2 separate regions of the Mus musculus genome follow, and region 1 is linked to region 2. A link is a loop called in an ENCODE intact Hi-C map of the cell type or tissue named here. Cell type or tissue: gastrocnemius. All regions are shown on one strand. Each heading gives the region's core, and the rest is flanking DNA. Links, peaks and the distances in the headings are about the cores only. Region 1 holds the start of Gm28441 (a long non-coding RNA gene). Region 2 overlaps Gm31515 (a long non-coding RNA gene).

Region 1 (8,326 bases), core at 177-8,176, 53 kb before region 2:
AAGACATAGGATCCCATGAGACACAGAAGGTGTATCTGTGTGTGCTTGGAGAGGTTCTGAGCCCCTGACTTTCCACCACAGAGTCAGCCCTGGGGGAGAGGCAGACTGGTAGGCAAGAACGCTGTTGACTTCTTCATTTGCTTTAACTGAGAGTTGGATGGCCCCGAGGGAGGAAAGTTGATGCCTTTACAATGCATTGCTGTGCGAGGACGGCTTGGCTAAGGACGGGCTGCAGATATGAGAACAGTTCCCCAAAGCTACAAGAGACAGAGTCCTGGTGCCAGGAAAGGTCACCACACTGTATGCTCATGCTTGTGATGCTGCTGGTGTGTGCCAGCCTCCCAGCCTGCCAACTGTACACAGGTATAGCAGTGTAGCTGAGTATAGGTCTGCAGTATAGAACACTTGATAACAGCTGGCTTTTGACTGTATAGTCACTCTATTTATTTATTTATTTATTTATTTATTTATTTATTTATTTATTTATGTTGATGTTTTGACATAGTATCTTTCATAGCTTGGACTGGCCTCGATACTGTAATCAAGGATGACTTTCGAATCTCTTTCTGACTTTACCTCCTGTGGTGGCTAGAATAGGGTTAGTCCCTGTAGACTCATGGATTTGAATGTTTGACCCATAGGGAGTGGCTATGCTTCCCACCATGATGATAATGAACTGAACCTCAGAAACTAAGTCAGCCCCAATTAAATCTTTGCCTTTATAAGAGTTAACCTTGGTTATGATGTCTCTTCCCAGCAATAAAACTCAAACCAAGTCTGTCATACCTGGTTTATATGTTGTTAGGGATTGAATCCAGGGGCCCTGTACATGTTGGGTGGGCACTCTACGTACATCTCCAGCCCTGTTTTTGTTTTTGAGATGGAGTCCCATACTATAGCTCAGGCTGGCCTTGAACCCTCAATCTTCTTCCCTTAGCCTTTAGAATGTTGGGATTACACAGATAAATCACTATGCCAGGGTCATATTTTCTTTCTTTCTTGGCATCATAAAAAGAGGCCATGTTTTGAGAGCATAGTGGTGGATGTCTGCTATTCCAGTAGTCAGGATGCCAAGGCCAGAGAACTGTAGCAAGTTCAAGGCCAGTTTAGGCTGCCTGGTGAGTTCAAGATTAGTCTGGGGGGCTGGAGAAATTGCTCAGCAGTTAAGAGGATTTGTTGCAGAACCAATTTGGATTTGGTTCTAGATTTTTTTTTTCTAGTCTTGGGGATTGAGCCTAGGGCTTCTCACACTTAAGGCAAGTGCTCTTCTACTGAGCTATATCCCCAAGGCAGGACCTGTGTTCAGTTCTCAGTTATCATGTCAGGTGGCTAGCTGGCTCACAACCTCTTATAACTCCAGGGGATCAGATGCCTTCTTTTGGTCTCTGTGGACACACACCTTATTAGATTAGCTGGGGCTGTAGAGTTAGGCCATGTCTCAAAAAATACTACTAATAAAGAGACCATGTAGAATGACTGACTATACTTAGTTTTGTGTAAATATATTCTATGATGCTCTTACAGTGAGGGAACCACCTTAAGGATGTATTTCTCAAAACACAGTCCTGTTGTTCAATGGGCACAGCTTCACTTAACAACAACAACAAACAAAACCAAAATCCTCCTCCCTTCCTTTCGTTCTTCCCTTCCCTCCCTCTGTCCCTCTGTCCCACTGTCCCTCTGTCTCTCTCTCCTCACCCCCCTTTTTTGGTGGACATAAAGACTCAATCTAGATCCATCTAGTGTGACTCTGTGAGTGCCTAATTCCTGGGGGAGGGATCCATTAGTAAAACAATAAAGAATAGATAAGAGGGACAGAGGAGCCAGCTAAGACCCTGGCCTGTAATCTGGTGCCAGGATCCAAGACAGGTGCAGTGAGGTCCCGGTATTAAGTCTGAGGCCTGTGAGGTGAGGTGTTTGGAACCACAGCCAGAGGAAGGTCAGGCTGAGGGAGCTAGATAGACATGGCCATCTTCTCATTCCTTATCTCAGCTTCTTCCTGGCAGACAAGACCCGAGACAAACACCTTTCCCAAGGTCATCTGAAGCAGGGGGTTGCTCGGAATGTAATAGGGTGAGAGAATTCCAAGGGATGGTGCCTCCCCTTTCCCAGAAGAGGGTGAGAGAGATGGCTTTCTGAACTGAAGCCAGAAGAACAGAGCCAAACTCATACAATTTGAATTTTTATGAATCTTATTACTATGGCGGTGTTATAAATGATTAATAAAGCATTTGAATTGTCCAGTGGAGACGAGGAAGGGAGAAAGATTAATATTTCTTTAGAACGACATCCATCAGGGTTTTGGGAGAGCTCCCACACATTATCTCAGGCAGTTTAACCTAGCCGAGGTTAACTCCTCGCTTCCCACCGCTTCTCCCTTCTTTTCTCTGCTCCATCAGGGCCTTTGTAAGGACGGCGGGAGCTTCTCCATTAGTGTTTATTCCCAGGAGCTGTCTGGGAGCTCCAACCACGGGCACAGACAGTCAGGACCTGCTCTCCCAACATAGGTTCATAACTGCAAACAAAGTCAACTGGAGGCTTGGGGTGGGGGGGTCAGGCTGAGAAGAGAAGGAAGAGGAGGAGGAGGAGGAGGAGGAGGAGGAGGAGGAGGAGGAGGAGGAAGTCAGGGAGGGAGAGTCAGTGATGTTTTCTCTGGTTATCTTTCCAGTCAGCCATGTCACCTTTGTTCCTTCCTTTTCCTCTTCTTCCTCCTCTTCCTTCTCTTCCTCCTTCATCTCTTCTTCCTCTTCCTCCTCTTTCTTTCTCTTCTTCCTCTTCTTTCCTTTTTCATTGTTTATTTTTTAATTTTCAAATTTCATTTACTTACTTCCTGTGGTGCTGTGAGGGACAGAACCCAGGACTTTCTGCATGCTGGGCAGGTGCTTCAGCCCTGAGCTACATACATCCTCGCTCCCTGTGGGAGCGACTGAAGGGGAGAGCATCCTGGGTTTTTCTCATTCAGCTTCCCTGGGGTCCTGGTTCCTCCCCCTCGGGCTCTCCTCACTGCTGAGGAAGCCCCACGTGGGGCGCATGTCAGAGTGCAGGAGGGTGAGGGGACTTTTCTTGAACGCAAACTTTGGACAAGGTCTGAGAATCTGTAGCCAGTGTGGAGGGGAGGCAGGCTGCATGAGGCAAGGAAAGAAATGAGAGAAGAGAAAAATATGGGAACAGTCTGCCATCTTCCATGGAGGCTGTGTATTATTGAAAAAACAAAAAAACAAAAACCCAGATGTTTTCCATCAATCCCACAGAATCTTTAGCAATGGCCTATTGGGCTACAGGAAACCTCTTACAGAATCAGCTGTTCATTGGGGGGCGGGGCGGGGGGGGGGGGAGGACCATGGTTCCCTTTTCCTCCCTGCCAGGCTGTGAAACAAGCTGAACTTCTGAAGTTCAAGATCCCTCAGGCAGAGGTGGTCTCCCGAGGCCAGGGCACCGTTTCTGTGCATCAGACCCCTCTCCACACCCCTGGGCATGTCCTTACTTGCCAGCTGGACAAGCAGGGAGGCCAGTGTCTTCCCGAAGCCTTTTAGATGGTCAGGATGTGAACAGTAAGTCCCCCATTGGGAAAAGGTTAGCACACTCTGAGCTTCTAAGGATCCTAGCCCTGGAGGCAGACCCTAGGCATTAGCAAGATAGCCCATGGATCCCAGAACCAGCATCGAGGGTAGAGACTAGAGACTGGGGCCAGAAGCAACTCCTTTAGCTAACTGCAGGCTGGCCTCTCTCACATTGAACTGTAGAACCAGCCTTCTCGTGCAGAAGACGACTATAATGGCTACTTTTCTACATGGCATCCCAGAGCGGTCACCTCCGAAGGACTATAGGTTGGATTTTCTCCCCATGATACTTATTTATAGCAAATTTGAAAACTAAATCTGGGTCCTGAAACGTCTCTGTTCATTATCAACATTCATAATTCTGCCACCCCCACCCCAACCCACCCCTGCCCCAGTCTGCTCAGCTCAACACCACCAGGCTGTCCAGAGGAACTCCATGCTGGGAAGTTTCCCTGGGGACTCAAGAGCTGTCCTTGGCTTTCTATTGCTGTGATAAAGGCCAGGACCAACCTGGGGAGGAAAGGGGTTATTTCAGTTTACAGCTTATAGTCCATCATCTAAGGAAGTCGGGTCAGCAGCCTAGAGGCAGGAGCTGATCCAGAGGCTAGGAGGAGCCCTATTTACTGGCTTGTTCTTCATAGCTTGCTCATCCAGCTTTCTTATAACACCCGGGACCACCAGCCTAGGGATAGCACTGATTGGAGTAAGCTAGGCTCTCCCACACTAATTATTAATCAATAAAACGTCCCCTAGGCCAGTCTGGTGTGGGTGTTTTCTCAATGGAGAGTCCCTCTTATCAAATGATTCTGGCTTGTGCTAAGTTGATATAAAACTAGCCAGCACAGTTGGTTGGATTTTCCATTCCATTAGTTCTGTCTTATAACCAAGAAAGCTCCCCAAGTGGGCAACATGTCAGGAGCTGCTGCCTACCTGGGACTCGTGTCTGGGTCCAGGAAGGACAGTAGTGTCATTTGCATTGATTTGGGCCCACTGCTGACCAGTGCCCTACTCTTTGAGGGGTTCCCTCCTCTCTGTACCCCCCTTTTTGGTAATTAACAGGGCCTGGAAGGGCATCCTGCCAACAGACGGCCAAAAGGCTGAGCAGACAGCTGTGGCATTGCCAGCAAAGGACAGGCTATTAAAACAAAATGATTCATCTTGGGAATGAGAGCAAATCGCTTTCCATTTATGGGAATTGGGGCTGGGCTCCAAGCAGCCTGCGAGCAGTCAGTGGGGCGATGAGTCTGGGCCTTGACCATTAAGTAAGGAGCGCCTGTGACTCCGCTGAGAGGAGGGCACCATGGCAGGAGAGCCAGAGCAGGGCCAGGGAGAGCCAGGCTGACCAGGTGTTAGGACACTGCTACAGTTGTGATCTTGGAAGTCTCCAGTAGTCCTGAGTACCCTTGTTAATGGAGACCCCTAGAAAACAGACTTAGGATGCCTAATCCCTGTACTCTGCCACCAGGTGATTCTTAAGGCAACACTAATTCATTCATTCATTCATTCGTTCGTTCATTCATTCATTCATTCAGGGTTTAGGGAACAAGGTCTCTCTGTAGCCCAGGCTGATCTGAATCCACAGTGATCTTCCAGTCACAACCTCCTGTATGTTGGGTTTACTGGTGTGAGCCACCACCTCCTACTCAAAGGCAACTTAAGAGCATCTGTTGAGTGTGACTGCCACTATGAGTGCCGGGCTCTGGGGCCCACAAAGAACAAGACAGGAATCTGATCCTCAAGGGACTTAGCGTGCTGGGCTGGATGGTCTACAGATTGACACAGGACAGCAAGGACTCAGAGAAGGATTGTGATGGAGACAATGGTGGAGGCCTGATGTGGGTAGGGGCTGGACCAACCTGCTGGGGGTGGGACAGGAAAGACAGCCAGTGACTTCCATGCTGGGTCCTGAGGAGGACTCCCCTCTCCAGGTAGACTGTTGGTGGGTCAGCAAAATGCACTAGAAATGATCTGTGTGAAAATCGTAATTCCAGTAGCCTACTATGGCTTCAGGAGAGCAGAGGTGGAGATAGGCCAGTTCAGGAAGCTAGGGAATGTCATGGTAAGGAGATCCTGACCCTGGAGCCCCAGGAGCCTCGAGCAAAGATGCAATGAGGGCAGCTTGCAGTTGTGGCAACCTCCAGCCCCCTGAGGGCTTCTTAGTGAGGTTCATCTGGAGAAGTCCGTAGAGCCTAAAACAGAATTTGAAATGTGTATGTCAGATTGTTAGCATTTAAATTTAAAGAGAGGCGGGCAAATGGCTATATGCCGTTTTGGTTTTTGTTGTTCTCTTTATAATTTTATTTAATTTAAAAATTTCTATTGTTATTCTTGTTGGTTGTGGTGGAGGGGTGTGTGTGTGTGTGTGTATGTTTGTGTGTGAGAGAGAGAGAGAGAGAAAGGGGAGGGGAGGGGAGGGGGAGGGGGAGGGAGAGGCAAGGGGGAGGGGGAAGGGAGGGAGAGGGGAAGGGAGAGGGAGGGGGAGGGGGAGGGGGAGGGGGAGGGAGAGTACATATGGCATGGTACAAATGCAAGAGTCAGGGGACAACCTTATGGAGTCAGTTCTCTCTACTTTTGTGGGATCTGGGGATCTAATAGAACACAGGTTGATAGGGGTGGAGCCAAGCATCCCTCTCTACCTGCTGAGCCATCCCCTGAACCCAGCTTTCATTCTTTTTTAACCAAGCCTTTGTGTGGCTGAGACTGACTTTAAACTCAGTGTGTGAATCCCTATATCCACAACCCAAGTTCTAGGACACCAAGTATATACCACCATACTTGGCTATGTTTTTAAATTTTAGTAATGATGAAAATTTGAGGAGCCATACTGATATGTACCAGTAATCCCAGGTAACCAGGAGGCTGAGGCAAAGGGGATCACTTGAGACCAGGCTAGGTGTCTTAGTTAGGGTTTCTATTGTTGTGAGGAGACACCATGACCTTGCCAACTCTTATAAAGGAAAACATTTAATTGAGGCTGGCTTACAGATTCGGAGGTTTAGTCCTTTATTGTCATGGCCAGAAGCATGGGAGTACACAGGTGGACATGGTACTGGGGAAGCTGAGAGCTCTGCATCTTGATCCAAAGGCAGCAGAAGGAGACTGTACAACACTGGATGTATCTGGAGCTCAGGAGACCCCAAAGCAGGCCCCTTCAGTAACACACTTCATACAACAAGGCCACACCTCCTAATAGTGCATCTCCCTGTGGGTCAAGCATTCAAACACATGATTTTATTGGGCCATTCCTATCCAAACCACCACACTAGGCAACACAGAGAAACCCTGCCTTGAAAATAAAGCAAGTGGGTGGGAGGTCAGAACGGAAAGAGAGGGATGGAGGAGAGGAAAAGAATAGTACGGTGGTTTGAAAGGTTACAAAAAAAATCACATTATTTTAAAAATATTTTAATGATTTCTTTTTATTTTTTATGTGTATTGATGTTTTGCTTGGATCCTCTGGAACTGGAGTTACAGACCATTGTGAACCGCCATGTGGTGCAGGGAACAGAACCAGGGTCCTCTGCAAGAGCAGCCAGTGCTCTTTACCTCTTAGCCATCTCTCCAGCCCACATATTTTTTATTTTCCCCAAGTTATATATAATACATATAAGCCTGTGTATAGCATATATATGTAACAAGGATATGTGTGCACCTAGTTTATCCTCAGTTCCAGGCACGAGAAGTCCCCTTTAAAAGTGTTGGTCAGGGAAACCCAAGAGAGTCCTCAAACAACACAGGCATGGTGGTTGCCCTTGGTTACCTCCCACAGGTTGAAGCCAAGTCCCTATTGCTGAAGATAGCACACACTTGCAATACAGGACATGGAGGACCCAAGCTGGATCCGACCCAAGGACTAACTTCCATAGTCTCAGAAGTGCTAAGCCAGCTGCCAAGGACAGAAAGCAACCAACAGCCCTACTTACTTAGCTGTGAAGTTTATGAACCACGTTGGCCAACATGGCAAGATAGCCATAAGAGTGGCACTCATATCTTGTGAGTAACCAACAGCTATCTCATTGGACCCAAGGCCCACTTAACAAGAGGGAAACCTAGCTAATTCCCTGAGTGAGGTCATGAGCCTTAGAGGAGAACCTACAACCACCACTTCACTAAAACAGATTAATTCCTAAGAACATTCTAAATACTTACTCTTTTTTTAAAAAAGATTTATTTATTTATATATATGAGTACACTGTCACTGTCTTCAGACACACTAGAATAGGGCATCAGATCCCATTACAGATGGTTGTGAGCTACCATGTGGGTGCTGGGAATTGAACTCAGGACCTCTGGAAGAACAATCAGTGCTCTTAACCGCTGAGCCATCTCTCCAGCCCCTAAATACTTCTCCCCACAGATAAATGTAGCTCTCTTTGCAACAGACTGGTCACAATCCAGAGAGCAACTGATCGTCAGGTACCCAGCCCCAACAGATACATCTATAGGATAACTCACACACCCAGGGCTCGGGAACATCATGGAAGAAGGGTAGACAAATTGTAAGAGCCAGGGGACCAGGATGTTTGCTGAGAGATGTGCCTCCTAGAAATACTACGAAAGCGTCTTCCATGACACCTCAACAGCGTGGCTGCCCAAACAAGACTTGAACAGCTCTAGATGAAGAACTACAGGCAACTAACAATTGTGAAAGAGGGAGAAAGAGTCTTCTCCAGGGGTGAGCCCCCAATTAGTCATCCAATGCCAGTGGTCAGTTCTGAAATCATACATACAAGCAACACTGAATAGACTCAGCAGGTAATATTTTT
Region 2 (8,326 bases), core at 50-8,049:
AACTCTGAGCAGGCTGCCTCTGAGGGCTGAGTGAGATCAGGCTGGGCCTCTGATAAGGAAAACAGACAGTGCTCGCCCTATTAGCCAAGGGCAGCTGTTCTCTGGTCTCTCTGACCCATCCATCACCACGTGTCCTAGTCCCCAGAGCTCTGGTGTTGAGGAGTCCCCGCTTTTCTCCATGGAGACCCAGAGAATGCCCAGATTTGAGCAGAACTCATCTATCCGGAGTATGGCAGGGGAGCAAGTCGAAAGTGGACAGGTGTTAGAGAAGTGAGCCTCACCTGTGAAGGAAGAAGAGGCTAGACCCTCATCGAAGTCATCTTCCAGCTTCTCACCTTCAGAAGCATACTGACTGTGGGCATCCTCTTATCCTTTCTACAGATGTGTTTTGGGCAACGCAAGGCCTCTCCCTGTTCTGCTAAGCAGCCATATGCAAGGGGTGGCCCTGCCTGGCTCATTTGGCCAGTTTGCTTGCTGTCTTCTCTACCAGCTCTTCCAGTCTATTCTACTCAGAATATGTCTCTAACTGTTGACAGTACCACCTGCTACCGTTGCTCCAGAGTCTAAGCTCCTGGGACAGGGTCCATATTTGATCCACTAATGTAAGCCCCGTGCTTACAATTACGGGGGGTACAGGAGGTGGGCCTGAGATCTGAGATGCTCTATAATTTTAACTGCCCCATGTTCCACTTTCAGAGAGACTGGTAATTAAGCATTCAGATTACCCTTTTCCTGACATTTGTTGGGCAGGAGAGACCAATAATACCAGAGGACCAAGCATCCCACCCTGTTAGCTGATTTGTAAGAAGCGGAGCTCCTGTGGCTTCCTGCTCCTCGGCTCCTCTGCTTCCAGCAGCTGACAGGAGTGAGTAGGAGGAGGCCAATGTTAACCTGTCAGCTTCCCTGACGTCCTGTGTGCACACGGAATGAACGGACAAATGGAATTCACAGGCCGGGAAGAGTAGGCTGAAGCCTTGCCCATCACACCTACAGACTCCTGTGCCTGCCAGTGAGCTGAAATTGCAGGCTGACTCCCAGAGATGCTGGCTGCAGTTATTTTTTTCTACCTTGAGCCCTTGGGGTGGAGTTCTGAAAGGACAGGATCCTAGGAGACAGGCCTTACCTCTGCTCGCTGCTTGGGCCCAGTGTCTGCCTGTGCTGTCGGAGAAAGCTAGGTTGGATGGAAACCTGGAGCTGGGACCTGGGCTGTTACTGAGGCACTGGGACACCAGACAGGAAGTGGAGCTGCCTGTGAGTGGCCTACTCCTCAGAAGAGCCTGGGAGCTTTCTAAATCCATGGCTCCAAAGAGAGAGAAAGGCGACTCTGCAGACCCTCGATTTTTCTCCCGTTCCTTTCACCTGTACCCTATCATTATGTGTCACAGAATAGAGGACCCAGCTGAAGAGAGGCGGCAGAGAGCTGTGTCCAGCTTCCCTCGCTCACCCAGCCCCCTAGCCTCTCGTTTCTAGGTTACTCTGCTTCCATATTTCTCTCCCGGATGCTCCCCGCTGGCCTCTGCCACCCCAACAGCTCTTGCCTCCTCATCCATCATCTGGTTACAGGGCACCGGAGTCCATCTCACAGAGCCAACCTCCTGCCCCAGGCCTCCAAGGAAGAGGGCTCAGCTGTCAGAGAAAAGAGTGTTTTCCGAAGGGGTCAGAGCACCAGGCCCTCCAGGATGGATGGCTATAAATTATGGATGTCACGTCCCAATTGGTCTCACAGCTCAGGAACCACAGAAAGTGTCTCTGCCTCTCCATCCTAGGCGCCTCTCCTGTCTGGTGTCCCTTTAGCATGCATTCCTGCATTCATTTCATATGGAGCCCATTCCTATGTTGATGTTACCTGCGCGTGCGTGCGTGCGTGTGTCTGTGTAAGGTTCTCACGCATGCCCTCTACATCAAATCCAGAGTTCTCTGAGCATGAAGGTTCTGTCTCTTCTATTGGTTAGAGCCCAGTTAGAGAGAGCTGATGGCCAGCCCCATCCAGTGGACCCTCTGTAGAGTGGCTGCTATGACTCTGATGGATGACAGAATAAAGACTGGTTCGTCCTTAGGAAGACCCAAGACATGAGTGAATGGGGGACTAGGTGGGCAGCCGTGAGCCCAGACTGCACCTGAGCAGCACCTCTCCCATGGTCTGAGGTAGAGTTTTACTGCTGTGAGCAGGCACTATGACCAAGGCAACTCTTTTTTCTTTCTTTCTTTTTCTTCTTTTTTTTTTTTTTGCTTTTCAAGACAGGGTTTCTCTGTGTAGCCCTGGCTGTCCTGGAACTCACTCTGTAGACCAGGCTGCCCTCGAACTCAGAAATCTGCCTGCCTCTGCCTCCCAAGTGCTGGGATTAAAGGTGTGTGCCACCACTGCCCGGCCCAAGGCAACTCTTAGAAGAACAGCATTTAACTGGGGCTGGCTTATAGGTTCAGAGATTCAGCCCATTATCATCAATGCAGTAATATGGCGGCATCCAGGCAGCCATGATGCAGGAGGAGCTGAGGGTTCTACATCTTCATCTGAAGGCTGCTAGCAGAATATTGACTTCCAGGCCACCTCACAGTGCCACACCTACTCTCACAAGGCCATACCTACTCTAACAGGGCCACACCCTCTAATAGTGTGCCCCTCCCTGGGCTGAGCATATACATACCACAGGCAGTCTGCAAAGGTCTGCTGGGAGAAGGCTGCCGCCACCCGCCACAGCCACCGCCACTGCCACCGCCACCCTCTTCCTCCCTAGCTGGTGGCCAGGTTCTCCAGCTGTTCTTGCCTGCAAGGTTTCTCTTCTGCTCACAAACCCCTGTGGCATCTCCCGCGTGTCTCTGGCCACATGCTCTTCCCACAGGGTATTTCTGCCTCTGACCCCCCCATCCTTCCCTGAAGTCAGCTGACTCTGCTGCCGAAGAACCCCACCTCTGTGAAACCTTGACAGTTCTTGGAGTACCTGCTACCCCTTGTGTAGGCTAATCTTGCTGCCATTGCTCTGTCCCACAGGGCAGGCCTCCTGGCCACTTAGTACAGCCAACTATAGTGACGAGTTCTCTTTAACTCTACTTTTCCAGAATTTCCCAAATCCCCACCTGACCAGATGCCAACCTCACAAAGCTCACCAGAGTCTTTGTCCTGTGTTCTGCCTGCCCCTGGCCATATCCCCACACCTCCAGCTTGGCTCTGGCTGTGCCCCACACCCTGCTGGGCTCTCTGGTTGCACAACCCTGGGTCAGGAGTGCCATCCTGTTTCAGAGCACTCTGCCCTGGGTTCTCTTCCCTTCAGGATACCATCTCTCATCTCTCCGCCCACACGGACTAGCTGCTCCCCTGGGTGCTGCTGCTGCCGTGAGAGCCTCTGTCGCCTCAGTTACCACATTGTATCTTAATGGTTTATTCATGCCTCTGTGGCACATCCCTCCCCTTGTGTCTCATATCCTCAGCTCCAGGATTCCCGGCACAGAATGACTCCCAAGTCCTGAACGAACGTGAAAGGCTAAGAATGAGGAAAGGATTTGGAGTGACAGGTTGGGGGGACACCAATATTCATAAATAAGGACCACGCAGGTGGGTCGGAGGGGCAACTTGGAGATGAGCTAGAAGATAGCATCAGATTCAGGCACTGGGGTCCGGGCATGGAGGGGGGGCATGAACACCCTCCCCAGTCTTCCCGTCAGCACCTTCTCAAAGCGAAGAAAATAAACCTGTTTTCCTTATGACAACCTTGGTCTGATGATAAACCTTCCCAGCTTCCCAGGAGGTGGCAGAGACTCTGATTGGTGGGAAGAAGGCTGGAGGAGGAAAAGCAAAAAGAGAGGAGAGAGATGGGAGGGAGGGGGAGCGAGGGAACTCGCCTGCTTGTTCTGTATGCTGATTACTGACGTGGGAAAGGCGCGCAGCAGGTTCTGCTGGGAGGCATTTATTGCGCATGAGAAAGCAGGCTGCCTGTTAAAAAACTATCTCCAGGCCGGAGGGGAGAAGAGGAAGCCGCAGGGGCCCCACAGGGCAGAGGACTGCTCTTGCCCTGGAGCTGTAGGGTGGGAAGGAGAGAGGGACTGGAACCTTGGTTCCTCTGGGTACCACAGTCACTGGGTGGGAAAGGGGTTCTTCTGTATTTTGAGGCTACTTCATCCATGGCCCCCACAGACTGCTTCCTTGGGGAGGTGTTTGTGTGGGCACTTGTCCCTTCCTTTACTTTCCTGTGCCTTATCCTGGCACCTGAACAGAAGCTTCTGGGGGTGGCTGAGAGTCCCTGGCCCCAGTGGATGTCCCTTTGAGGTAGCTGGACCTGAGCCATACAGCCTTCACCCCTGGGAAGTCCAGGCTAACCTCCTCCTTTCTCTTCCCTATTCTGTGGTGCTGGAGACAGAACTGGGGCCACAGCCCGTGCTAGGCTACGCTTGGTCACTGAGTTAATGAATCTCCCAGCAACATGGTTACTGTTACTGTTGCGTGCTACCTTAACAATTGCAAGATGAGAGAGGCATACCTCAGGGTGTGTCTGCGAGGGCGGTTCCAGAGACAGTTAGATAGGGATGCTTCTGAGCTAATCACTGGTTTATTCCTCCAATCAGATTGTTAGAGTTTGCATAGACAGTTAGGAGGGGTGGCACTATGGAGAGTGAATCTGCTGGGAGGAAGTATGTCACTGGGGATGCAGCTTTGAAGAGCTATATCTTGACTCTGACCCTTCCTGTCTGTCTGTCTGTCTGTCTGTCTGTCTCTGCTTTCTGGCTGCCTTGTGGTGAGCAGCCTCCTCCACACATGGTCACTGCCATTCTGCCCCACTTCAGGCAATGGATGTAGCTGACCTTAGACTAAAACTCCTGATAAATCTCCCCTCCCTTAGGTTGTTCATGTCTAGTGCTTTGTCACAGGGACAGAAAGTCCAACACACTTGTCTTTGGGGAGATTTCGCCAGCTTGCTCTGAGGATCAGTAGTTTGGTCTCTCTGCCTATTATCTCAAGTCTTTGAACACTCTCCCTGATAGGGGTAGCTCAGGCATTAAGAGCCATCAGAATATGCAAATTCAGTTCATAGCATCCATATCAGGTGGTTTACAACTGCCTGTAACTCCAGTTCCAGGGGACCTGATATCCTCTGATTTCTGTGGGCACCTGCATACACACGGTGCACATAAACTTGTGCAAACACACATGTTTACACATCCATTAAACATGAATAAATAAATCTTAAAAAGTAGAAAGCAGTCTGGGCGCTGAGGCGCAGACTGTCTGGACTTCATTCTGCCCCTGGGTGGAGTAGGGAGAGAGGACAAAGGACCTGTGTGAGCCACCGAGCAGTTCAGCATGGAGCAGGGATAGTGGCAGGGCCTCTCCTGCTGCTGTGGCCCTGGAGAGCAAACCTCCCTGTTGCACATTTCCAAAAGATTAAAACCCTGAAGTCAGGGAACATCCCAATGGTGTCTTCTCAAGGCAGAGACCAAGGGAAGATTGTGTAGCCTCAAGCCCATTAAGCACCCTTAAACTATTCTTTACTACCCCCTCCTCAAGGTCCTTCCCCCTGTGGAAGCTGCTGGCTTCGCTCTTCTTCAGCTACCCCCACGAGCATCCCCAAGGGGATCCTGTCCTTGTTAGCTCCCCACTTCTACCCATCAGCCTGGGAGCAACAGAAAGGGACATAGTCTTCCTTTCTTAAAAGGTTGCTTGCTCTGGTCACTGTCACTCTCTGGTTTGTCACCCTCTTTCCTCTGTGCTTATGTTTCTAGCATGACTAACAGGAACAGACAGAGCGGAGGGCATTTGAGTCTCAGAGAAGCACCCACCAGGCCACACCACTCTATAAGCTCTTCCTACTCCGGGCTGTGCTGCTTCTCAGACCCCACCTCCAGCCAGTTATGGTTATGCATACTGCTGACCTCTCCTTTCCTCAAATTTGCCCTACTTTCTTCTGCTCAGGTCTTTGCACCCACTGATCCCTCTGGCGGGAGAGCAGTTCCCACCACTGTGCGGCACTAGCTCCTACCCTCCATTCACACTCACAGTCCCTAGTGGCATTTAATATGTAAGAAATGGAGACACCCGTGGGCTCACGGAGTCACAGATTAGCCTTCCCCACATTCCCGTGTAGCTGAAATATTCCCTCTGTGAATTACTCCCTTTATTGCGGGTAGTGTTTATTTTCTCCCCTACAGAGAAGAGACCTTGCCTGTCTTTGTTATGATGAAGTCCCTGGTGCTTGGAACTTAATGAAGAGCTCTTCAGAGAATCAAGGAAGGAAACTAGAGACACTTCAGGCTGAGGCTAGGTCTGGATCTGTGGAAATCCCTTTGGCTGGGCCCTTGCACACCAGGATTTTTTTGCAGTTCAGAAAACTGAGACTCAAGATCCACGAGAAGCCAGTCAGGGGTGTGAGACTCAGTGCTGAGGCTGCCCACTCCGCTTGGGGTGGGGCCCTATGCACTCACAGGATCCCTGGGTACATTGGCAGGTATCATCCTTGGCATCATTGCGTCTTTACAGGCTGTCCTTAGTATCTACTCTTCAGACCTCAGGGCGACTGGAAGATGCTTGAGTGTGGCAAAAGTCAACTCTCCTGACATTTTTCTTGCTAGGGAAGAAGGGCTAGTCCAGCCCTTCCTGGACTCAGGAAAAGAACAAGGCTAGTCTGAAGCTGTAGCAACGAGGAGGGGAGGCAGGCAGTAGAGAGGCAGAGTGGGCCAGGCTGCCCCCATCCCCACCGGAGACTGCAGTGAGCAAGACTCCAGAGGGAGGCGAGCCTGCCTTGGAACAGCCCCATTGGGCGAGGGCGGCCCCGTGGCTCTGTTTACCGGAAGAAACCTAGTGCGGCCAGGGTTAGGGGAGTGGAAGGAGGTGATGAATAGGAGCCGGGGAGCCAGGATGCTGGGATCAGGGACAATAGACATATGGAGGTAGCAAGATTGAGATTGGAGAGGTTTAGAGGAGAAATCCAGCTGAGGACCTTTGGAAGGGGGAGGGGGGATCCTGTCCCATGTCTCCGTCCTTCTGTGCTGTGCTGTGGAGTTGGCCTGGCAGTGTTTATCGGGTGTGCTCTGAACAAGTTCCTATAGGAAGTATGAGGCGAGACACGTTCAGCGCGTGTGTCAGACGCCCCGTTCCAGTCCAGCAGTCTCGGAGAGCTTGGCTGACATGCTGTCTCTTACTTGCGCTGTAACCTTGGGAAAGGAATTGAGCTCTACAAAACGAAGCCCACCAACCTGAACTCCCCTGGAGATAAAATGTGAAGGGTGGGCTCAGGCTCCCACAGTGACTCACAGGCGCAGGCTGGGCAGCTCTCAGCTAGGACTCAGCGGAGCCCCCAGCCTGCAGTAGGTAAAGGCTGGTCTAGACCGGGGCAAAGGCTATAAGCCTGTTGGGGTTTTTCCGAATACTGAATTCTGCCTGCTTCTCTCTTATCTCTGCAGGATGACGTCCTGGTCTGGTGACATTGAGAAGGACCCTGTTTTTAGACTCACCTTTTCAAACACTGAGCATTGAGATTGGCAATGCAATTTCTCTCCAAGTGTGCAACTGATCCCGGAAGACTTGAGTCCAGGATTTTCCTCATCAGGGTGCTCTGGCCTGAAACATCTGGACAGCCACTTACCACTTTCCTATTTTTGCAGAACATCCACAGACCAGAGGTTGGTCTTTTTCAGGATTATCCATAGCCAAGGGCTTCACTCATCTCTGGCTCCATTTCTGGTCTCTACCCTCCCATTTCCCACGGCTCCCCCCCCCCACCCCCCCCCCACCCCCCGTTCCTGAACTCCCCTAAAAACAGAGGCTTATTTTCTTGTTGCCTCTCCCCAGGACACAAAATTTCTTCGGCTCTCCAAGAGATACATTGTTGCTTCTGTTCATGCCAGGCTCCAAGCCTGGTCTGGGCTGCAGGATCCCTCTTCCAGGGGGATTAACCCATGTTTTAACATGTTTTAACCCATGAGGTATGCCATTTAATTGCTTCCAGGGCTATCAGGAGCAGGAGTAGGGTGTGGGTTGTTTCCTCTTCAGCACAAGGCTAGAGATGGATAAAGACCCGCTGCAAAGCCAGACGGAGGATGGAAGGGCTGACCAGACTGGACAAGGATGAAGACGGAGGAAGAGGTCTGAGTGTGGGCATTATTATGGTAGCCTGGCTGGTCCACAGCTTTAATGGAGGGAAGGAAATGTGGGGGCCACACAGGCACCCTCCTTCCATAGAGAAATCCTCCAAGCTGCATCACACCAAGGGGGACCTGGGAGTTGCTGGAGAGAGACATGGTGTCTGCTAGCCAGACTGACGATGACCTTGAGAGAGCTGGTGTTCTGGAGAGGAGGGGCAGGAAGAAGGAGCAGCTGAGAGGATGCCGATGGGAGGGG

Evidence for each region. A loop is a pair of places that touch in the nucleus more often than their neighbours do. Peaks named below come from ENCODE experiments on the same cell type or tissue, not always from the same donor. Only the 100,000 strongest peaks of a DNase experiment are listed, where the experiment ranks them.
Region 1: it touches region 2 in a loop (2.0-fold over the local background); 4 of 42 quality-filtered maps call a loop at or near these places.

Annotation. Positions count from the first base shown.
Region 1 is chr1:133,829,757-133,838,082 of GRCm38, forward strand. Gm41954 (a long non-coding RNA gene) reads right to left here. Exons shown (of 3, transcript XR_878538.2): 2 at 5,417-5,749; 3 at 2,839-3,122. It overlaps Gm28441 (a long non-coding RNA gene), which reads left to right and starts at 5,433. Exons shown (of 2, transcript XR_387406.1): 1 at 5,433-5,488; 2 at 7,330-8,326. In gastrocnemius, for the core only: no CTCF peak of the experiment used is centred there; a DNase peak (open chromatin) is centred at 4,660.
Region 2 is chr1:133,883,360-133,891,685 of GRCm38, forward strand. Gm31515 (a long non-coding RNA gene) reads left to right here. Exons shown (of 3, transcript XR_878539.1): 3 at 7,390-7,707. Among named protein-coding and RNA genes, the nearest start is that of Optc, 20 kb to the right of the region's middle. In gastrocnemius, for the core only: no CTCF peak of the experiment used is centred there; DNase peaks (open chromatin) are centred at 3,185 and 3,889; H3K4me3 peaks cover 709 bases; H3K27ac peaks cover 1,088 bases.